Regions from separate parts of the Homo sapiens genome. Here all the other regions are linked to region 1. The links are chromatin loops, found by intact Hi-C in ENCODE. Cell type or tissue: endothelial cell of umbilical vein. All regions are shown on one strand.

Region 1 (8,000 bases):
GGTGGGGGACCTGCAGGCACAAGCAGGGCGCTTGGAGGCCCAGATAAGCAGCCTGGAACAGGAGTTAGCAATGGCTGTTAGTGCGATCTTCAGCCAGTCGTCCCAGTCAGACACTTCTGTTGGATCTGATGCTAAGGAGGAGGGGCTCCTTCCCTGCGGGCTCGCCCTGTGATCCGTCAGAAGGTAGAACATGAGGAGCCGATGGGACCCCAGGGGAGAGCCCAGGACCCCCCACAACAGTGGTGGAACACACTTCTTATAGTGCTTATACCCCCACTGAGTTGCAGGAGTTGAGTAAACAGTGTTGGCAGCGCCCAGGGGAGCCCCTGCCAGCCTGGCTACTCCGTTTTTGGGATGAGGGGGCTGATAGCATTTCTTGCTCTGCCTCCGAGATGGAGAAGCTGGCCTCTATTACAACTCACTCCTCCCTTCGTCAGACACTGCAGCTGTGCCAATCATTGGCACACGGGCAAGGTGTGGACATTAATAGAGTGGCTGATGGCAGCCATATGGACTGTTTGGAATGATGCCAGAGAGATATCAAAAATTGTGAGTAAATGGCAATCATATTCTGATTTGGTGCAGGTACTCTGGGAGATGGGCAGGTGACAGGCTATGTTTTATCTGAATATCCAGGGGCCAGAACGTTTTACCTCCCACATGAGGGATCTTGTGCTGGGCTCAGCGCCCCCGAGTGCTTTTGGCTAGAGTGCTTTTAGCACCCCCATATATGGGGCACCGCATATATGAAGTGACTACTGGCTGAGGTAGTAGACACAACACAGAGAAGCTCCCCACCTGGCTCTCAGCTACTATTGTTTGTGTAGGGTATAAATGTAACGCTGACCCTGTGAGGGGCTGCTGAATTGGCTTGTAGGCGATTGGCCCATTTGGGGCTAAGCGATGTGGCAAGACCTCTGGGAAATAGGTCATCAGAAATAGGTAACTATTATGTGTCAGGTCATGTGCCTTTGGCCACCCCCTGTAATGTTGAGGCGGATGCCTTAGCCAAGGTCTGATGGTTAGAGTCGGCACCTACACAAGATGTAGCTTTGTGGCTACACAGGAAACTGGGACAGTTTCTGAACTGATGTACTGAACTGATGTAACAGGTCAGTAGGTACTGGGGTCTGTCTTTGCCTTCGCAGGACACTTTGGAGGCCTGCCGGAAGTGCCAGGCATGCGCCCAGGCATACCCCAGACGGAGACAGCTGCCCACTGTAACACAGCGAGTGACGGTAGGATGGATGCCCTTGACCAGATGGCAAATAGATTACATTGGGCCACTTCCAAAAGCGCAGGGCTACACATATGCACTGACGGCTGTAGACACAGCCTCTGGCTTGTTGTTTGCCTACCCTTGCAGGGTGGCTAACCAGCAACACACCATTTGAACCCTGCAATACTTATGTGCTCTATATGGCCAACCCCTGGCTGTTGAAAGTGATAGGGGAACACGTTTCACTGGACAGCAGGTATAACAGTGGGCACTACAGATGGACATATGATGGGGGTTTCATGTTCCTTATAACCCACAAGCCACTGATTGAGCGATATAATGGACTCTTGAAGAACGGGTTACGGTAGCATGTTACTCCCCCATCTTTGCGGGGCTGGAGTTCAAGGTTGGACCTGGTGCTTCAAATTTTGAATGAGTTGCCACAGAAAGGCGGCCCAGCCCTGGTGGAGGCACTGTTACACCAGGCCGCCATGCCCGTCCATCTATACACATCTAGGATGACCTCCTCCGGCCAAGTATGGGGACAAATAGTAATCTATTGTTGCCTGCCCCAGTGCTCCTGAAGACAGGGGAACAGAAATCCTGGTGTCAGCCATGGAACCTCCAAGCCCTTAGGGGAGGGCCTGCGGTATGACTTACATGTTACTCCTTGGGTATTTAATGTGTATGTAGCCTCTACGATTGACCGTCATAGGGGAACAGCCAGGGAAGGGACCCTCCTTGGGGGGATATATGTACTGTCTGTGTGGCCTGTTGTGAGCTCTCCTGTGACTTTGGCACAAGTACAAGACCCAAAAGAACCACGGGGAGCCGAGAAGGTGTGGTTTCATCACCCAGGGCAGAAGCCCTTGGTGGCTGCATCGTTATCCAGAGATGAAAAGTTAGCCTGTATGTTGCCTGAGGGACGTGACTTGCCCTGTTAGTTCCTGTGCCTGTTTTGTCATTCCAGTGGTAGATTGGCGGCTCCAACAGCATCGTAGACTGGGCCCACACCTACGCCGAGGTGACCAATGTCTCCAACTGTTGGATCTGCACCGCCCTTCCAGCAGCAGCTGCAGACAGCTGGCCCTGGCATGTGCATCCAGCTTCTGTGAAGAACCGGACATAGCTAGAGACTTGAGGTCCCACAGACAATGCGTGGGATGCAACACAGTGGGCTTTGGATGGGGGCATGGCAAACCCCATGGCGAGCCTGCCCCCTGGCTGACTCGCAGTGTCCATGATGAATGGGGCTGGTTAATGGGAAACACATAGTGCCCCCATTGCAGGTACCATGATGTATAGAGAAGCACTGGGGTAATGTCACTGTAGGATGGTTGCCTGCTGAGGTTTGTGCAAATAAAACATGTGTCACCACACCAAGGGTGTGGAGGAACAAGCGACCTTACCAAGGCCGGGCCCCCATGGACTTTGTGCCCCCTGGGAATTTATGGGTCTGTGGGGACACAGGATGGCCAAATCTGCCAGCCAATTGGACTGGACGTTGTACCTGGGGGTGGCCTTATGTGCCTGCCATCATGCTTCCCACATTGCCTAGTTGCCCACATAATTGGGAGGCACTGCATTCCCACTTTTTCTGAGTGCAGGGCACCCCCTGGTGGTTTTATCCCTTAGCAATACGTATCCCTGGAGCAGGTGTCATTACTTTGGAAAAGCAGGTTACAGCCTTTGCAGAGCACACAGCTGGGGCCCTAAATTACACCCAAGTTGCTCTCCTTTTGTTAACTAATGAAGTTGACCAGGTCAGGAAGGTGGTGCTGCAAAACACGATGGCCTTAGACATAGCCTTAGACATGCAAGGACATAGGTGGCCCCTGTGCCTTGTAGGGACACAATGTTGTACATTTATCCCTGAAAACCACTGGAATGTAACGGCAGCTTTGCAAGGGGTGTCATAGGAGATTAAGGCAATTGAGCACCTTACTGATGACCCCCTACAGAGATGGTGGGCGTCTTTTGGGCTCTGGCCTATGTTGGGCTCTCATAATCATAAGTAGCATAGCAGGATATTCCTGGTAGGTTGTTGCTCTCTGTGTGGTTGCTGTGGCCTATGGGTCCAGGGTACTGCCATATGTGCACAGGTCCCCACCAAGAGGATCCCCTTGGCCTAGAGGATGGAGTGTAAGGAACATGGCTGTGCTGTAGCCAAGCAGGCATAGGGCAGCAGGCATAGGCCAAGGTAAACAGCCTAAATGACTCAGAGGGATTGGGGTGCACGCGCACACTCCCATGTCTCATACAATCATAGCCATGTAGACACAACATAGAGAAGCTCCCCACCTGGCTCTCAGTCACTAATGTCTGTGTAGGTATAAATGTAACACTGACCCTGTGAGGGGCTGCTGAATAAAGCCATGTCTCATCTACCTGCTGTTTCTTGAGTGTTCTTCCACTTTCCTGCCCACATCCGCCCATACCCCTCAGCCCTCAGCTGGCGCTGGAACCTGGCCCTGAGCATGACAGAGAGGCTGAGGCAGGAGGATTACTTTAACCCAGGAGATGGAGACCAGCCTGCGCAATATAGTGAGACCCTGCCTCTATAAATAATAAAAAAAAATTAGCCAGGCATGGTGGCACATACCTGTGGTCCCAGCTATTCAAGAGGCTGAGGTAGAACAATTGCTTGAGTCCAGGAGTCCAAGGCTGCAGTGAGCCGTGGACATGCCATTGCACTGCAGCCTGGGCAACAGAGTGAGACCCTGTCTCAAAAAGAAAGAGACAAGTTGAGAATTAAAAAGGAAAATTACATCTCACATTTAAGAATGATTGAAAAGAGGTTACATTTATAAAGTTAATTGATAGAGTCAAGTAGGAGTTGTGAATTTGCAGCATGAAGAGATAAAATTGTCAAGGCAATATTCCAAGTACTTATGTATCTTTGTTAAGCAAAGATACATTTACTTATCACTACTCAAGTCATAATTACACAACTCAAGTACATTATCATCTCTATCTAGAGCTTTGTCCAGGGAAAAAGAGATTCTCAGAAAACAGGACTCACCTGTGCTTCACCACATCTTGACAACATTATTATTTTACCCACACAGGGGTTAATATGTGTTCTGGAAACTGACCATATTCTTTATAAGTAATCCACAAAAAACTGAGACAAGGAAGGTTCAGAAATATATTTCTGAATATTGCCCTTCCCATATGGCCCTGCTTCGGTTCATATAACTCCATGTTATATGTTTCCAGCAGAATCTTTTGTTTTAAGACCTTCCACTGCAACAAGGCAATTTATAGACAAGCCTGTCTGTGAACAGGTGACGGGCTGGACACGGACTAGCCATATAGCATGAAACCCTTCTGCAACACTAACCACCTCACGTATAATGGAATTTGGCTTTGGCAGTTAAATCTTGGACTCATTCCAGAAGATTTAGTTCAGGAAATACCACAGGTTCTCACGACCGTGCAGCAGCTTCACTTTTAAGGCCAGACGGGGTTTAGTGTCAGGAATGCAGACACCGGGTGTCAGAAAATTTCCAGACGGCCACCAGATGGCCTCACTGTTCAGAACCACATTATACTGTATGTTTAAGTTACAGTTTTAGTCCTTGAAGCCAGATGATGGGCCCAGATGTATATTTTAAAGGTTGCTATTAAAATCATAATCATCAAGTGACAGATTTTTTTGTTATTCACTAGGTTTTTAACCTAGTTTACCAATAACAATGCGGGTGTCTAATTTCTAGAATCTCCAGGGGAAGGAAATAGAATATTACACATTTTTTACTCTAATCTTAGAGCCAAAGTATTTCCTGTACAATGTTATATACTTTTGTTGAGTTTCCTTGGAATCTGGATGACATTATTGACCATAGTGATCAACCTACTATTTAATGAGTGTATTTTTTAAAAAGTGATATGCTGAAAGTCCTTTAAACATATTATAAATTGTTTCTGCAAAAGGTTGCAATTAGTTTTAGACTAACAGACAAGATGAGAATATCCATCACCTGTACTTCATCATCATTCAGTATATCAATTTTTTTTTTTTTTTTTTGAGATGGAGTCTCACTCTGTCACCCAGGCTGGAGGGCAGTGGCACGATACTGACTCACTACAACCTCTGCCTCCTAGGTTCAAGCGACTCTCCTGCCTCAGCCTCTGAAGTAGCTGAGATTACAGGCACCTGCCACCGCACCCAGCTAAGTTTTCTATTTTCAGTAGAGACGGGGTTTCACCATGTTGACCAGGCTGGTCTCGAACTCCTGACCTCAGGTGATCCGCCTACCTTGGCCTCCCAAAATGCTGGGATTACAAGCTTGAGCCACTGCGCCTGCCCCAGTATATCATTTTTTTTAATATTTATTTTGTGTACAATATTCCCTAGGGTTTGGGTGAAATCTCATATCACATGCTATGAGCTAGGGAATCAGCTTAATTGGAAAAAGAAGAAATTTTCAAGGCCAGGTTCAGCTTGACAAAAGCCCCCCGCAGTTGCTCCTGTAATCTATAAAGAGGCATATCAGGGATGTTGGCTGGCTCTTCCTCCTTCTATGATAAGCATGAGAGAACAGCCTTATCAGTATACCAAGCAGTGTGGTTTAGGGTTGCCTGCTATTTACAAGAGTTATTTAGAATGCCAGACACTCAGCACCTAGGGACTCTGGAGCCTGTAGGATGTTTCAGCCCATTGCCAACATGTCCTCGGCAGGGAATGAAAGCACCAGTTACATGAGAAGACGAGCTTGGGCACTGCCCCTCCAACTGAGAGAAGGGCAAGACCCCGAGTCCTAATTACCCTTTGGCCAGGCCACCCAGATAAGCTCACTGGGTTATGTGGGACAATTATACTCCCTGCATAAAATTTAGCCATTTGATTAAGCAAAAAGCAGAAATAAACATTTTTACTTTTATTTCTTTGATTACTAACTTATATGTGCTTTTTTACATTTTTATTGACCAGTTGTATTCTTTCAGTGATAGATTTATACACTTTGCCCACTTTTCTTTGGAGATATTAATATTTTACTCTTTAATTCATAAAATAATTATTATATAGAATGTCTTTTAATCCAATAAGATCACCATGTAGTTTTTCTTGTTAGATCTATTGATAACATATTTTGCATTAATACAGAGAATATTTGTTGATTGTTTCCTCAGTATCCACACTCGCCCCTTCCCTGTAGTATCCTAATGCTTGTTTGGGGATCCAAGTGGTACCAGAAAAGCTGATTAGACCCCCAACTCCAGGTGGGACATAGACCTTGACCAACCAAGTCATGGCCCTCACCAACACGGTTGGTATAAGGGTGAGCATGTGACCCAAATCATTCTAATCAGGGGAAAACTCAAGATTCTTGCTATAAATGCTGACACAGAGAGACAATCCCTACTTCTTGCTAAATAAAAATATTGAAGCACACAACCTCAGAAGCCACTGGCAGCCAACCTGGGGACTCGGTTTAGGATGAAAGTCATAGCAAAGAAGACAGGGCAGATAATAAATAGTTTTTGGCATAATATTATGGAGCTACCAGATCAAGCCTCACCTGAGGGGACCCTACTAATGGATATTTTAGTTCCATGAAGCCAAGAAGATATACTGAGCAGTACACACTGGAATAGCCATCCCTGTCATCCATGGGTGACATCATTCTTTTTTTTTTTTTAATTTTATTTTAAGTTCGGGGGTACATGTGCAGGATGTGCAGGTTTGATACACAGGTAAATGTGTGCCATCCCCTAGGTATTAAGCCCGTCATGCATTAGCTATGTTTCCTGATGCCCTTCTCTCACCCCTCCCCCTCCCCCGACAGGCCCCAGTGTGTGTTGTTCCCCTCCCTGTGTCCATGTATTCTCATTGTTCAGCTCCCATTTATAAGTGAGAACATGCAGTATTTGGTTTTCTATTCCTGCATTAGTTTGCTGAGGATAATGGCTTCCAGCTTCATCCACGTCCCTGCAAAGGACATAATCTCGTTCCTTTTTATGGATGCATAGTATTCCATGGTACACATGTACCACATTTTCTTTATCCAGTCTATCACTGATGGGCATTTGGGTTGATTCCATATCTTTGCTATTGTGAATAGTGCTGCAATGAACATACATGTGCATGTATCTTTATAACAGAATGATTTATATTCACATCATTCTTATTACTCAGATGCCTACTCTAATTGGTTAATACCTATGCTGTAGTGGCTGTTAAATATTTTTAATATCATCCTTATATGTACCAGGAATTATCCTTTATTATTAAGCTAGTTTGAGTAAGGTTTGGCTTTTGGGTTTTGTTGTGTTTTTTTCTTTTTCATCTACAGCATATTCAGTAGTACCTCTAAGACACCGATTTTTTCAAAGTTTAATAGAAGCTTTCATTAGGCTGGGGCTGGTGGCTCACACTTGTAATCCCAGCACTTGGGGAGGCTGAAGTGAGAGAATTGCTTGAGGCCAGGAATTCAAGACAAGCCTGGGCAACATAGTAAGACCCCATCTCTACAAAAAAATTTCAAAATTATCCAGGTGTGGTACTGTGCACCTGTAGTCCTAGCTACTTCGGAGGCTGAAGGAGGAGAATCACTTGAACCCAAGAGTTGGAGGTTACAGAGGGCTATGATTGTGCCACTGCACTACAGCCTGGGCAACAGAGTGAGAGCTTGCCTCAAAAAATAAAAATAATAACAATAGCAGCCGGGCGCGGTGGCTCACGCCTGTAATCCTAACACTTTGGGAGGCCAAGGCGGGTGGATCACGAGGTCAGGAGTTCAAGACCAGCCTGGCCAATATGGTGAAACTCCGTCTG
Region 2 (8,000 bases), 110 kb after region 1:
AGTGCAGTGACGCGATCTCGGCTCCCTGCAAGCTCTGCCTCCCGGGTTCATGCCATTCTCCTGCCTCAGCCTCCTGAGTAGCTGGGACTACAGGCGCCCGCTGCCACGCCTGGCTAATTTTTTGTATTTTTCAGTAGAGATGGGATTTCACCGTGTTAGCAAGGATGGTCTCGATCTTCTGACCTTGTGATCCGCCTGCCTCGGCCTCCCAAAGTGCTGGGATTACAGGTGTGAGCCACCGTGCCTGGCCACTTATATCGTACTTCTGCTGAGACGTGGGTCTTGTATGACAATTGAGGAAAATCTGAGGTAACATAGCTGGGCAAATTTGCCCAAATAAATGAGTTAATGGCCGGGCGCAGTAGCTCACACCTGTAATCCCAACACTTTGGGAGGCCAAGATGGGAGGATTGCTTGTGCCCAGGAGTTGAAGAACAGCATGAGCAACATAGGGAGATCCCATCTCTGCAGAAAATTTTAAAATTAGCAGGGTGTGGTGTCACAAATCTATTGTCCCAGCTACTTAGGAGGCTGAGGCAGGAGGATTGCTTGAGATGGTGGGGGGAAGTCAAAGTTGCAGTGAGCCGTGATGGCTACTGTACTTCAGCCAGGGGCAGTGGAGCAAGACCCTGTCTCAAAAAAAATAAATAAATAAGGGAAAAAGAAAAAGTGAGTTAGTGACAGACTTCTTCTTAATGAAGTTATTAAATTCCTAGCCTAGTACCCTATTTTTTTTTTTTTTTTGAGACGGGGTTTCGCTCTTGTTGCCCAGGCTAGAGTACAATGGTGTGATCTTGGCTCACTGCAACCTCTGCCTCCCAGGTTCAAGCAGTTCTCCAGCCTCAGCTTCCCGAATAGCTGGGATTACAGGCACCTGCCACCATGCCCGGCTAATTTTTATATTTTTAGTAGAGATGGGGTTTTGCCATGTTGGCCAGGCTGGTCTGAAACTCCCGACCTCAGGTGATCCCACCCACCTCAGGCTCCCAAAGTGCTGGGATTACAGGTGTGAGCCACCGCGCTGAGCCCCTTTTTCATTTATCATTAAAAGTACCCTTTTGAAAGTCCTATCTTGATTGGAATTGAGGAATTATACCCTTAAAAAACAAAAACCTAGGACTAAATACACTGGATTTCCATCGTTGGATTACTTTTAGGTGATGAAGATTTTGCAGTGTTGATTATGCCTTAGTTTTGGAGGGTCTTAGCAATAACCTCAAGATGAGAAAATTCCATTTTATTATTATTTTTTTTTTTGACAAGGTCTTTGCTCTGTTGTCCACGCTGGAGTGCAGTGGCACAGTCATGGCTTACTGCAGCCTCAGCTTAGGCTCAAGCAGTCCCACCTCAGCCTCTCAAGTAGCTGGGAACACAGGCACGTGCCACCATTCCCGGCTAATTTTTGTAGTTTTTGTAGGGATGGGGGCACACTATATTGCCCAGGGTGGTCTTGAACTCCTGGGCTCAAGCAGTCCTCCCACTTAGGCCTCCCTAAGTCCTAGGATTACAGGCATGAGTCACTGCATCTGGTCTTGATCTTCTAAGTTACCTAAAATTGTGGACGCTAGAGATTTGGTAGGTTTTGCTATAGGTATAGTTGCAAATAAAGATTTAGAATATTTTGTTTTAATGTATAAGCTGCTTCCAAATAATCATAAGCTTATTCATATACAAGTACCAACAGATATATAACACTTTTAAAAAATGTTTTTGTTTAAAGTTCTAAAAGGCCTGGGCATGGTAGTTCATGCCTGTAATCCCAACACTTTGGGAGGCCAAGGTGGTGGAATTGCTTGAGTTCAGGAGTTGAAGAGCAGCCTGGACAACATAGTGAAACCTTGTCTCTATTTAAAAAAAAAAAAGTAGCCAGGCATGTAGTGCACACTTGTAGTCCTAGCTACTCAGGAGGCAAAGGTGGGAGGATTGCTTAAGCCCACAAGTTCAGGGTTGCAGTGAGCTATGATCGCACCACTGCAGTGCAGCCTGGGCAACAGAGCAAGACCTTGTCTCAAAAAAAAAAAAAGAAATTCCAAAAGGGAGACACTGAAAAATGTGTGTTATAATATCAGCCTACATTAAATTATATGTTGATGTATGACCTGTTCATCTTAAGGCTATTTATATAACATTTCTGGACACATGTTGCTTCTAAAAAATATCCATTATCATTTTGCTCATCTTACCAGGAGTTAAGGAAAGATAATACAGTTAATGTAAAACAAAATCTATTTTGGTTTTAAACTGTCACTGATGTTCAAATGTATTAAGAATTTGTAATCAATTTTGCTTTGTGATATGTGTTTTCCATAAAAGGTCATTTTAACTGCAAAGTTGTTATATTTAAATCTGATTTATAGAACTTTTCTTTTCCCCATAACTGAATACAGGCATATTAATGTCTTAGAGTTGTGGAAATTTAATCATAGTTATTTTTCATAGAGGTACAATCCGCTTACATGTGATTTTTCTACCTTGGCAAGTACTATTACGTAGTAGTAGAGAAAATAAATGCAAGACTTCAGTCAAAAATAGTCATACATGGCTTTTCAGTAGATGGTCTATAGAAAGGCCTGTATTAACCTACTATGTATTTCATGCTATTAAAAGAAATGTCATTTCCCAAAAAACCACCTGTTGTAAAAAGAGTGCATTATATAGTTGTGTGGAATGCAATGGTGCGATATCAGCTCACCGCAACCTCCATCTCCTGGGTTCAGTTCTCCTGCCTCAGCTTCCTGAGTGGCTGGGATTACAGGCGCCCACCACCAGGCCCAGCTAATTTTTTGTATTTGTGGTAGAGACTGGGTTTCACCATGTTGGTCAGGCTTGTCTTGAACTGCTGACCTTAGGTGATCCACCCGCCTTGGCCTCTGGAGGTGCTGGGATTACAGGCATCAGCCACCACGTCCTTTTTTTTTTTTTTTTTTTTTTTAAGACAGCATCTTACTTCCTCTCCCAGCTGGACAGTGGTGCGATCTCAGCTCACTGCAACCTCTGCCTTCCAATTTCAAGTGATTCTCCTGTCTCAGCCTCCCAAGTAGCTGGGATCACAGGCGTGTGCCACCATGCCCGGCTAATTTTTGTATTTTTAGTAGAGATAGTTTCCCTGTGTTGGCCAGGCTGGTCTCGAACTCCTGACCTCAAGTAATGTACCCGCCTCAGCCTCCCAAAGTGGTGGGTTTACAGTCGTGAGCCACTATGTCTGGCCGCATTATATGGTATTTTTTTTTTTAAGAACTTGAGTTTAGAAAAATAAAGGGTGAAAATAGCTTAAAATGTTGCTGAAGATAGTGTCTGAGCTGCATCCTAAATGAAACAATACAGGTACTAAAGCAAGTTCTGCCTTAATCCAGGAACAACCAGGAAGCTATATGAGAAAAAGCTTTTGAAACTGAGGGAACAAGGAACAGAATCAAGATCTTCTACTCCTCTGCCAACAATTTCTTCTTCAGCAGAAAATACAAGGCAGAATGGAAGTAATGATTCTGACAGATACAGTGACAATGAAGAAGGTAAAATTTTAAATGATGTTAATCAAATGTATGGAATTTTTTCACACTCAAAATTCAGTGACCATGAAGAAAGTAAAATTTAAAACAATATTGGCAAGATACACAAATTTTATTCGTGTCATTAGAGTAATTCTGTAATTTGATTTAAATACTTTTTATTGAAAATTCTAAGAAGCAACATAGTACAAATTCATAATTTTCCATCACCTGAAATTGCAAGTTAACTTTGTCTTTTTTGCTACAAATCTCATTTTTCTGAGAGAATAAAGTATTACAAGTAAAGGCAAAGTTTCTCGTACTTACCTGTACCTATCACCTCCACAGAAGTAACTACTATTATTAATTCAATGCCTGTCTTTCAAGTTTTATATTTCACATACACATCTGTCTAATACATGGTATTATTTTATACTTTAAGAATAAAAAATTTATATAAACAGTATGCTAAATCTTATCACTTGCTTTTTCTTACTCCATTATTTTTGAAATCTAATCCTGTTAATTACATATCTGTTTATTCTTCATAATTAATACATAGTGGTAGCATTTAAATATGGCATATTTTCTCTGTTCTCTATTGATAGGCATTTAAATTGTTCGCAGTTTTTGTTAATCTGACCTCAGGGCAACTTTAAAGCAAATATTTTGACTATATTTTTAGTAGACTGTATAGTATCTTAAAATTTGATCATGATGTTTAAATATTTTTTAAGGATAGTATGTGAAATAAATGTCCTTTAAAAATTATAAATACAACTTGATTTTTGTAAACTTTTAATTAATATGACTTGTGATTATTTATTTTGATCCAGATTGTTTATATCTCAATAAGCTTTGTCTACCAGGGCAAATCTGGCAGATTAGTTCAGAATATGAAATTATAGTCTTTTCCTTTGACAGCACTATTTTTAGCAAAGAGGCAAAGAATAAAATCAGCTCAAACACAGGTAATGCTTAAACTTCCTGCCTCTTTTGCCTCTACAGGAAAGAAGAAAGAACACAAGAAAGTGAAGTCCACTAGGGATATTGTTCCTTTTTCTGAACTTGGAACTACTCCCTCTGGTGGTGGATTTTTTCAGGGTATTTCTTTTCCTGAAATCTCCACCCGTCCTCCTTTGGGCAGTACCGAACTACAGGCAGCTAAGAAAGTACATACTTCTAAGGGAGACCTACCTAGGGAGCCTCTTGTTGCCACAAACTTGCCTGGCAGGGGACAGTTGCAGAAGTTAGCCTCTGAAAGGAATTTGTTTATTTCATGCAAGTCTAGCCATGATAGGTGTTTAGAGAAAAGTTCTTCGTCATCTTCTCAGCCTGAACACAGTGCCATGTTGGTCTCTACTGCAGCTTCTCCTTCACTGATTAAAGAAACCACCACTGGTTACTATAAAGACATAGTAGAAAATATTTGCGGTAGAGAGAAAAGTGGAATTCAACCATTATGTCCTGAGAGGTCCCATATTTCAGATCAATCGCCTCTCTCCAGTAAAAGGAAAGCACTAGAAGAGTCTGAGAGCTCACAACTAATTTCTCCGCCACTTGCCCAGGCAATCAGAGATTATGTCAATTCTCTGTTGGTCCAGGGTGGGGTAGGTAGTTTGCCTGGAACTTCTAACTCTATGCCCCCACTGGATGTAGAAAACATACAGAAGAGAATTGATCAGTCTAAGTTTCAAGAAACTGAATTCCTGTCTCCTCCAAGAAAAGTCCCTAGACTGAGTGAGAAGTCAGTGGAGGAAAGGGATTCAGGTTCCTTTGTGGCATTTCAGAACATACCTGGATCCGAACTGATGTCTTCTTTTGCCAAAACTGTTGTCTCTCATTCACTCACTACCTTAGGTCTAGAAGTGGCTAAGCAATCACAGCATGATAAAATAGATGCCTCAGAACTATCTTTTCCCTTCCATGAATCTATTTTAAAAGTAATTGAAGAAGAATGGCAGCAAGTTGACAGGCAGCTGCCTTCACTGGCATGCAAATATCCAGTTTCTTCCAGGGAGGCAACACAGATATTATCAGTTCCAAAAGTAGATGATGAAATCCTAGGGTTTATTTCTGAAGCCACTCCACTAGGAGGTATTCAAGCAGCCTCCACTGAGTCTTGCAATCAGCAGTTGGACTTAGCACTCTGTAGAGCATATGAAGCTGCAGCATCAGCATTGCAGATTGCAACTCACACTGCCTTTGTAGCTAAGGCTATGCAGGCAGACATTAGTCAAGCTGCACAGATTCTTAGCTCAGATCCTAGTCGTACCCACCAAGCGCTTGGGATTCTGAGCAAAACATATGATGCAGCCTCATATATTTGTGAAGCTGCATTTGATGAAGTGAAGATGGCTGCCCATACCATGGGAAATGCCACTGTAGGTCGTCGATACCTCTGGCTGAAGGATTGCAAAATTAATTTAGCTTCTAAGAATAAGCTGGCTTCCACTCCCTTTAAAGGTGGAACATTATTTGGAGGAGAAGTATGCAAAGTAATTAAAAAGCGTGGAAATAAACACTAGTAAAATTAAGGACAAAAAGACATCTATCTTATCTTTCAGGTACTTTATGCCAACATTTTCTTTTCTGTTAAGGTTGTTTTAGTTTCCAGATAGGGCTAATTACAAAATGTTAAGCTTCTACCCATCAAATTACAGTATAAAAGTAATTGCCTGTGTAGAACTACTTGTCTTTTCTAAAGATTTGCGTAGATAGGAAGCCTGGTACAAACAATTTAACGCTTTCTAGATCACATATTAGTCTCTAAGTTGTTTTCTGTTTCCTGCTTTACTTATGTTTTTACAATTCTCCAAAACTAAGAAAATTCTAATTAGGATATAAGGAGTATTTACTGTTCAATAGAATAATATGCATCCTCCTTTATACCTAGGACAGAATTAAACATTTGTTACACATTCAGAACAGTGATGTTGTTCTTTTTGATACTTTTATCTCAGTATCTTTTCACGTTCCATAACTTGTCCATATTTTTGCTCATATTTTCTTACTTTTCTTTGTTATTTATTCATGTCTGCAACATCAATCATAGTAGTCTAGATCAATGCAACTCAAAGCACCAGTCTACAAACTGTTACTTATCCACAGGCAAGATAAGCATGCACAAGAATTTAAATCTAGAGATACTTTTTAGGTCAATGACAGGATTTGATTTTTTAGCAAAATTTTATTAATAGCTAAAGCAATGTATTGATTTACACTCTGATGCAAGTAATTTATCTCTTCATTGACTGGTAGCAACCAATTCATGGACCAGTACCATGGACCACACTTTGAGAAACACTTCTTTGGATAATAATAGATATCCTGGGATAGTGCATGTTCACCATCTATTTTGTCAGATAATGGGGCCTTTTAAAAAATAATACTTTGCTTTCATGATATATTGTATTTTGTGGAAAGTTAAGTTTAGCAATATAGACTCTAAAAGCAAATTAAATTTTTTTAAGCCATAAGAAATTATACTATATCCCAGTATCTGTATGTCTGTATAAAGCAGTGTATTATCATGTTTTCATTTCTGTGATTGTAAGTTAAGAGTCTTAACTGCAGAGGTATTGTGGAAAGTAGTAGCCTTAAGCATAATAAAATATGGTCTCTTGGGTACTCCCTCTGGCCATTACCACATTCTTAGATTATATGTGTCCATCTTTGCAGCTTTCTGAGAGTAATTTTATTTGTTGTCTTCTGAAATGTACATGTATACATGTACCTACTGAGTGCTATGTGATTTTTAAAAATGTATTACTGTAGAATGCTTCTGCAAATTCAATAAAGTTGTTAAATTTGAACAGTGTTGTGTGGTCTCCAGAAACATGTTGTTCTGTGTGCTTTATTCTTGGAGTTGCAACAAGTTAAATATTTGTATATGAACACCCCTTTTCCATTTCATCATTGAAACTCACTTTGACATTTCAGTGGTATAATTGAAAATATTCTGATTATGGTATGGTTTTTCTTCTGTTTGAGGACCATGTTTTTATTGACTGTTGGAATCTAAATTTATAAGAGGAATTAATCTGTAACCAGATACCTTATTCGTTTAACCGATTTCTATTCCACTACTAATGGTTTTTTTTACTTTGTGCTTTCTAGTTCTTAGATTCTGAGTTAACAAAGCATAAAATAGATTTTATATTGCTGGGGGTTGTACCAAACATAGATACATTGACAGATCCATTGATAGAAGTGTTGGGAGATGGACTTGAAATCTTAGTCCTAAATAAAGACTGAACTGTTTAAACTAACTTGATAAAAATCACTGTTCGTTTTTGGGAACCTGCAAGTATTAAATAGATTCTGTACTAACTAGTATTAACACTGGAAAGTTAGCAAGACACATATAGATGTCTTGACCACTTTTTCACACAAGTTCAGAGTTCATGTAAAACTTTAGAATTGACTTCCTTTCTGTCTCTTCAGTAAGAAAGTAATCTAACTTAAATTTTTGGTAGTAGAAGTTTTAGAAATAACAACTGACTAATTTTG
Region 3 (8,000 bases), 230 kb after region 1:
TGGTGAGCACCTGTAATCCCAGCTACTCGGGAGGCTGAGGCAGGAGAATCACTTGAACCTAGGAGGCGGAGGTTGCAGTGAGCTGAGATCGCACCACTGCACTCCAGCCTGGTCAACAAGAGCAAGACTCCATCTCAAAAAAAAGTTTTTTGTTTTTTTTTTTTTGATATGTATGTATAACATGATCTACGGTTAAGACAGTTTAGACAGAATGATTGGAATAAGTAGTAAGCCTCTAAGAGACTTAGAAATATGGAGGCTAGGGTATATCTATGTGTACACATGGCCTCAGTTTAATTTCATAGCCTTTGTAAGTGGTATAGACTATACTCTTGTCAGAAGTATGCCTGATTCCTAACCCTTGGTTTTTCCCCTCTATCATTACAGAGAAGTTTCCTGAGACTTAGCTCCTTTCAAGTCTCAGAGCCAAGGATTTTTTTAAGCCCCTACTGCAAAGTTGATCACTAAGGATATTTCAGGATAAATTTAGCTTAAGTTCCTTTAGTGTGAAGGAATGAGTTTTCCTTTCAATATTATGAACTTTCTTTGTGTATTTATAATATTCCAATTTATAGGTTTAAAAGAACACTCCCTCTCCCCATTTAAATTGCTCTACATTATTGTGATGAATTTTCAATTCTAGGGATTAAAATTGACTAACAATCTATGGAATTAAATATTCAGGAGTCATATTGTATAAATTGTTATCTTGGAACAGGTTTTAACTACTTTGTTTTGAGAAAATCCTAGAGATACTGGCAACTGTACATGTGAGCTTAATTCATATTCCTCGTACTTTTGTGGGATCTCAAGTTCAGAGGACTGAGTTATTCATATTCCTTAGTTCACGGCTTATTATAGTAGATCTGTACTAGGCTGAGCTTTTCACTGTATTTATTTATTTCCATTTCAAAATTTCCTATTCTTATTTCCTTTCCCCTCTCCATGGACAATCCTAATGTATTTAATGTATGTTCTTTGTAAATGTCTGTGTAAAGTGTGTACTCTTGTAAAATATGTATGTTGTTGGTATGCAGGTATTTTAAATTTGCATAGATGTTATGGTATTATTCTGTTTTTTATCTCCCATGACACAATGTTTTTAAGATTTATCCTTGTTGCTATGTATACATGTTATTTGTTACACCTGATTGCCACCAACCCATTTTACTGCTCATTACCCTAAGTAAATGGATATGTAGATTGTATCCAACTCTCTGCTGCTGCAGCAAAGCTGGGTTGAACTTCTATGTGAGTAAGAATTTCTTGGGTATTTGTAGCTAGGAGCAAAATTAGTAATTATTTATTTATTTTTGTTTTTTTTTAAAGAGACAGAGTGTCACCCTGTTGCCCAGGCTGAGTGCAGTGGCCATATCATAGCTCACTGCAGCCTCAAACTTTTAGGCTCAAGTGATCCTCCCACCTTAGCCTCCTGAGGAGCTGGGTGCACACGCCACCATGCCTGGCTAATTATTTATTTATGAAACAGGGTCTTGCTTTGTCACCCAGGCTGGAGTGCAGTGGCACAATCTTGGCTCCCTGCAACCTCTGCCTTCTGGGCTCAAGTGATCTTCCCACCTCAGCCTCCGGAGTAGCTGGGACCACAGGTGCATGCTGACACACCCAGCTAATTTTTGTATTTTTTGTAGAGTTGGGGTTTTGTCATGTTACCGAGGTTGGTCTCGAACTCCTGAGCTCAAGCAATTCACCCACCTTGGCCTCCCAAAGTGCTGGAATTGCAGGTGTAAGCCACCATGCTTGGTGTGTTTTTAAACATTTTTTTGTAGAGACAGGTTTTTGCTATCTTGTCCAGGCTGGTCTCAAACTCCTGGGCTCAAGTGATGCTCCCGCCTTGGCCTCCCAAAGTGCTGGGGTTACAGATGAAAGTCACCATGTCCAGCCAAAATTACTAAATGATAGGATATACAAATACCAAATTTGATTCCCCTCCAGTCTGTACATTTCCCCCAGATGAGTATGGGGACTCCGATAATTCTACTTGTGCAGTGACGGTTGGTATGATCCAGCTTTGTAATTTTTGCCAGGCAAACTTCTATAAAGTTGTGTCTTTTACTTTGCATTTCTCTGGTAACTCAAGTTTGAACATTTCTTCATAAGCTTGTTGTTAGCCTTTTGGGTTTCTTTTTTTATGGATTTTGTTTATATTATTTGTCTATTTTCCATTGGGGTTTCCAATTTTTTTTTCTTTTTGCTTTTTAGGAGTTTCTTATATATTCTAGACATTAAACTTTGTTGGTTTTAGACTTTTATTTTATTTTATTTTATTTTTTTTGAGACGGAGTTTCGCTCTTGTTGCCCAGGCTGGAGTGCCATGGCGCGATCTTGGCTCACCACAATCTCTGCTTCCCAGGTTCAAGCGATTGTCCTGCCTCAGCCTTCTGAGTAGCTGGGATTACAGGCACCCACCACCACGCCTGGCTAATTTTGTATTTTTAGTAGAGACGGGGTTTCTCCATGTTGGTCAGGCTGGTCTCGAACTCCCGACCTCAGGTGATCCCCCTGCCTCGCCTCCCAAAGTGCTGGTATTACAGGCGTGAGCCACTGTGCTCAGCTGGTTTTAGACTTTTAAATACCTTATTTTAATTTGCCATCTGATTAATTTTTTTCCTGGGTGTTCTCAGTAGACGAGAACTCTGATGTAGTCAAACTAATCAGTTTTTTTTTTTGTCTTCTAACTTGTGTTTCCTGAGTTTTGTTCAAGTAGTCCTATTACAGTCTTATTATTCATATTTAGTTCTTTATTCTCTGGAGTCTGCCTTTGTATGTCCACTAATTCAAGAATAGGTGCTTTCCCAAAGATAAATTTTAATCTCTGGAGTTCACTTCCATTCTCAAATACAGGAACATTGGATTTTTGACATTTAATTGTATTGCAAAACCTTTTCTTTTAAAAGTACAGATAATATAAGAGATCTAAATTTGATTAAAATTGTGGTTCCTATGGAAATGTTTTCTTTGGGTGGTGATTGGCATAAATTAAAGAATATTAAGTTGTTAACTTTTAGCTGGGTGTGGTGGCTCGTGCCTGTAATCCCAGCACTCTGGGAGGCCGAGGTGGACAGATCATTTGAGGTCAGGAGTTTGAGACCAGCCTGGCCAACATGGTGAAACCCCGTCTCTACTAAAAATACAAAAATTTGCTGGGCGTGGTGGCGCATGCCTGTAATCCCAGCTACCCAGGTGGCTGAGGCATAAGAATCGCTTGAACATGGGAGGCAGAGGTTGCAGCGAGCCAAGATTGCACCACTGCTCTCCATCCTGGGTGACAGAGTGAGATGCCGTCTCAAAAAAAAAAAAAAAAAAAAAAAAAAAAAAAAAAAATATATATATATATATATATATATATATATATAGTTTTTAACTATTTATGTCTATACAGTTTTAAGTAACCCAGTTGTCTTTTGAAATTTCAATGCTTTAATTTTTTCTTATTTGTAGGGAAATAGTAAAGAATTGACGTATCTTTAAATACAGTAGTGACATTTTACATTACTGTATTCGTATGTTGGTTTTTAATCATGGATGCTTTCTTCATAGGCTGTGTTCCTATTTGTTTCTGTCCTTTCCAAGATTTCTTTGTGTTATTAGATTATTAATTGCTACCAGGATAAGCCTCCTGTGAAAGTAGTGTGGAGTTTTCCCTGAATAAAGGCAACTTTTCTCTGAATTAGTTTCTCTGAGTGAATTGTAAATACAGCCTCCTCATGCAAAGCTAAATTGCTCCCTCTTGTGCCCATAGTCAAGATGTTTAGATTCTTTCTGAAATGTGGAATTAATGGTTCAGTTTTTAACTAAATGTTATATTGTGATGGTTAGAGATTTACATATCAGATGGTCATTTGGTCTGTTTGCCTTTTTAAAGCTGGTAGTGTTTTCTCTTTTCTTGCATGTATTTAAATGCCCTAAATTTTTAGTTATACATTTAGGGAAAAAGGCCTTTGACCCTAGGTAATAGGTACATAAATTAAAATATGAAAGAATTTACTAGGTAGCCATATCAGGATGCTTTCTTTACCTTTAATCTTGGGATGATTTTTACAAATTTTATTTTATTTTATTTTATTTTGAGACAGAGCCCCATTCTGATGCCCAGGCTGGGGTGCAATGATCTCAGCTCACTGCAACCTCTGCCTCTTGACAGTCCCCCTGCCTCAGCCTCCCAAGTAGCTGGGACTACAGGTGTGTGCCACCACACCCGGCTAATTTTTGTATTTTTAGTAGAGATGGGGTTTCACCATGTTGGCCAGGTTGGTTTCGAACACCTGACCCAAGTGATCCCCTCGCCTCGGCCTCCCAAAGTTCTGGGATTACAGGTGTGAGCTGCTGTGCCTGGCCGATTTTTACAAATTTTAGGTAGTACAAATTTAAAAAAATGGAAACTTAAGGCAACAGATAGTTTATTTGTCTGTTTTTGTTTGTTTAAATATTTTTAAAGTAGTATTTTCTTTTTTTTTTTTTTTTTTTAATTTATTTTTTTATTGATAATTCTTGGGTGTTTCTCACAGAGGGGGATTTGGCAGGGTCATGGGACAATAGTGGAGGGAAGGTCAGCAGATAAACAAGTGAACAAAGGTCTCTGGTTTTCCTAGGCAGAGGACCCTGCGGCCTTCCGCAGTGTTTGTGTCCCTGATTACTTGAGATCAGGGATTGGTGATGACTCTTAACGAGCATGCTGCCTTCAAGCATCTGTTTAACAAAGCACATCTTGCACCGCCCTTAATCCATTTAACCCTGAGTGGACACAGCACATGTTTCAGAGAGCACAGGGTTGGGGGTAAGGTCACAGATCAACAGGATCCCAAGGCAGAAGAATTTTTCTTAGTGCAGAACAAAATGAAAAGTCTCCCATGTCTACTTCTTTCTACACAGACACGGCAACCATCCGATTTCTCAATCTTTTCCCCACCTTTCCCGCCTTTCTATTCCATAAAGCCGCCATTGTCATCCTGGCCCGTTCTCAATGAGCTGTTGGGCACACCTCCCAGACGGGGTGGTGGCCGGGCAGAGGGGCTCCTCACTTCCCAGTAGGGGCGGCCGGGCAGAGGCGCCCCTCACCTCCCGGACGGGGCGGCCGGCCGGGCAGGGGGCTGACCCCCCCACCTCCCTCCCGGACGGGGCGGCTGGCCGGGCAGAGGGGCTCCTCACTTCCCAGTAGGGGCGGCCGTAGTATTTTCATTTAAAAAGAAAAAGAAATAAAAGTTCTCCTTACTTGTTCCTTTTTGCTTTCTCCTAAATTCTTAATCTTTTTATTTTTATTTTTGAGACAGAGTCTCACTTTGTCACCTAGGCTGGAGTGCAGTGGCATGATCCTGGCTCACTGCAGCCTCAACTTTCCAGGCTCAGGTCATCCTCCCACCTCAGCCTCCTGAGTAGCTGGGCCACAGGCGCACAGCACGTTGCCTGGCCAAAATTTTTCTTTTTTTTTTTTTTGAGACAGAGTCTCACTCTGTCGCCCAGGTTGGAGTGCAGTGGCGCGGTCTCGGCTCACTGCAAGCTCGGCCTCCCGGGTTCACACCATTCTCCTGCCCCAGCCTCCCGAGTAGCTGGGATTACAGGCACCTGCCACCACACCCAGCTAATTTTTTGTATTTTTAGTAGAAACGGGGTTTCACCGTGTTAGCCAGGATGGTTTCGATCTCCTGACCTTGTGATCCGCCCACCTCGGCCTCCCAAAGTGCTGGGATTACAGGCATGAGCCACCGCGCCCGGCCTTGCCTGGCTAATTTTTTGTATTTTTTTAGGGACGTGGTTTCACCATGTTGCTCAGGCTGGTCTCGAAATTCTGGGCTCAAGCAGTCTGTCTACCTTGGCCTCCCAAAGTGCTGGGAGCCACCGTGCCAGGCTCTAAATTCTAAATCTTATCCTAGAGATAATCTTGGTTAACAATTCGGAGTAAATTTTTCCAAACTTTATTCTCTGCAATTATAAATATATACACATACAGAACACAGCTTTAAGTTTAAGTGAAGTCTCAAGGACTTGCTGTTTCATAACTGCAAACTTACACTGAAGGAGGCCTGAGGGGACCTCAGGAAACTTTAGGAGTAAGCAGTAGGGCTTGTCTACCTTCTTCTAAGACATTGGCACTGATAATCAAACCAGGCTTCACAGCCCTGTCTCTACCTCAGTTACTGTAGAGTTCTCTGTCTCCAGTTGTTTGTTATATTTTAGACTTTCATGCAGTCACTATTCAGTACATTGCCAAATTCTGATCTAAGTCTTCTTCTGTCATTCCTATGTGTTTCTGCCATACCCTGTAGAACTCCTCTGTGAGCAGGAAACTCTCTTGTATCATCAACTTCTTAGAATATTCGCCGTCTTGCCTTATCTGAAACTGGGCAGTTTCCTGAGTTTACTACCTTCTCCATAACCTTCTTAAGTGACATGGCAACTTTTTTCCTTTATATCCTACATACTTTAGCACCAGGAAATGGGTGGGCGTTGTTCTTGCTCTCTGTTGTCTCATCCAGACCATTAATACTCCCTTCTCCAGCTGAATGCTTTGAGGTTCATGTCTCTAACCTTTCCTATTGATGTAATCACCGTCTCATTCATTGACGATTGGAGTTCGTAGATTATAACCTTCCTCTTATGCTCTTTGTCTGTTAGCACTCTTAGTGATTTTGATACCTGTGTGGATGAGTCATCCAAAACCTTAACCTCTTACCTCCTTAACCTCTTTGTCTCCTGTGAACATTTCTTAACTCTTCCCTGATTACAGGCTAGACCCTGATCTTTGTCATTACTAGAACTACAGCACTTTTGAAATCTTGATGTTGAGCATTCTCTTCTACTCTTTACCCACCTCCACCCATTTTATTCAAGTTTAATGCTATAGACTTACCAAGACTTCTCATCCATTGATTCCAGAATATCCTCTCTATTCATACTATCAGTCCTCTCCTAGACTTCAGCCATCATTGTCCATCATTTTATTGTCCATCATTCAGTTGCTTCTTAGCACATACTCTTGACTCTTTAGTCCTCTCCTTATCTGGAGTGAAAACCGATTTTTTTCTCTATGCTGGGAAGTGGAATAGGTATTTGCTCCTCAAGGCTTCATCCAGACCATTGCTTACGTCCTCTTTTCTGGGACTGATCCTTTCCTTGACCTTGTGCAGGTTCAAAGACTCCATGTCACTTCAAGTTATAAAAAGTCTAATTTTCATAATTAATATGTCAAGTCCTATTCAGTACTCCAAACTTCATTTACATATAAGGTTCAGTTGGGCCTGCCTGAAACTTTGGAAGCCTGCAATGGGATAGTAGGTTAAGGTGGGTTGTTTCCAGCTTTTTCCTGTTGCAAACAATGCTGCAGTGAATATTCTTGTGGATGCAGAATAGTGTAGAAGTTGAACATTGATACTTTAAGTTTGAATCTCAACTCTGCTTCATTAGCTGTGTAACTTTGGGCAAATTACTCAACTTTTCTATTCTTCAGTTTCCTCATTTTCAAAATGAAGATAATAGTGTCTGCTTGATAGTGTGCTATAGGATTAAATGAATGAACATACAGAGAACTCTTAGAATAGTGCCCAATAAATATCTGATGTAAATAGATCTTTGTGCATATATACAAGTATCTCTTTTGGGTGATTAGGTTTTTAAAGTAGTGATTTATATTTGTATTTAATTATTTGTGAATACCAGTAAATAAATTGCCCTTTGGTGTAATTTAATTCATTTATCTTTGAGTCTGTTTTTTGCTTTTTTTGGTATGTTTAAGATCACATAAATCTTTATGATTGATGCTACTGGAATGATCTAATGCTACTGTTTACCATATTTTACACATAGGGACCCCTCTTTTTTATATATGTATATTTATGTGGAGGTGATTAAGTATAGTCTATGAAGACTTAAGATTTTGGCTACTGACAATATGTAAATAAAAATACATATTTCAAGATGTTTTATGGCTCAATTAACAATGATGATGATAACAGTAATAATAATCATGGCCATTCCTAGTGTTTACT

Evidence for each region. A loop is a pair of places that touch in the nucleus more often than their neighbours do. Peaks named below come from ENCODE experiments on the same cell type or tissue, not always from the same donor. Only the 100,000 strongest peaks of a DNase experiment are listed, where the experiment ranks them.
Region 2: it touches region 1 in a loop (7-fold over the local background); 21 of 110 quality-filtered maps call a loop at or near these places.
Region 3: a loop joins it to region 1, with 9 times the contacts of the local background. A loop is called at or near these places in 37 of 110 quality-filtered maps.

The regions. Positions count from the first base shown.
Region 1 is chr12:98,420,270-98,428,269 of GRCh38, forward strand. No RefSeq gene overlaps it. Among named protein-coding and RNA genes, the nearest start is that of TRD-GTC1-1, 79 kb to the right of the region's middle. In endothelial cell of umbilical vein, CTCF peaks have their summits at 2,854 (motif pointing left) and 4,738 (motif pointing right); a DNase peak (open chromatin) is centred at 4,702; H3K27ac peaks cover 1,108 bases.
Region 2 is chr12:98,528,327-98,536,326 of GRCh38, forward strand. TMPO (thymopoietin) reads left to right here. Exons shown (of 9, transcript NM_001032283.3): 3 at 3,354-3,512. Among named protein-coding and RNA genes, the nearest start is that of TMPO-AS1, 16 kb to the left of the region's middle. RefSeq lists a silencer at 1-142. In endothelial cell of umbilical vein, a CTCF peak has its summit at 4,575 (motif pointing left); a DNase peak (open chromatin) is centred at 4,565.
Region 3 is chr12:98,650,351-98,658,350 of GRCh38, forward strand. The region is part of intron 4 of APAF1 (apoptotic peptidase activating factor 1); the gene reads left to right. Among named protein-coding and RNA genes, the nearest start is that of APAF1, 9.1 kb to the left of the region's middle. RefSeq lists an enhancer at 1-212. In endothelial cell of umbilical vein, a CTCF peak has its summit at 3,746 (motif pointing left); a DNase peak (open chromatin) is centred at 3,731.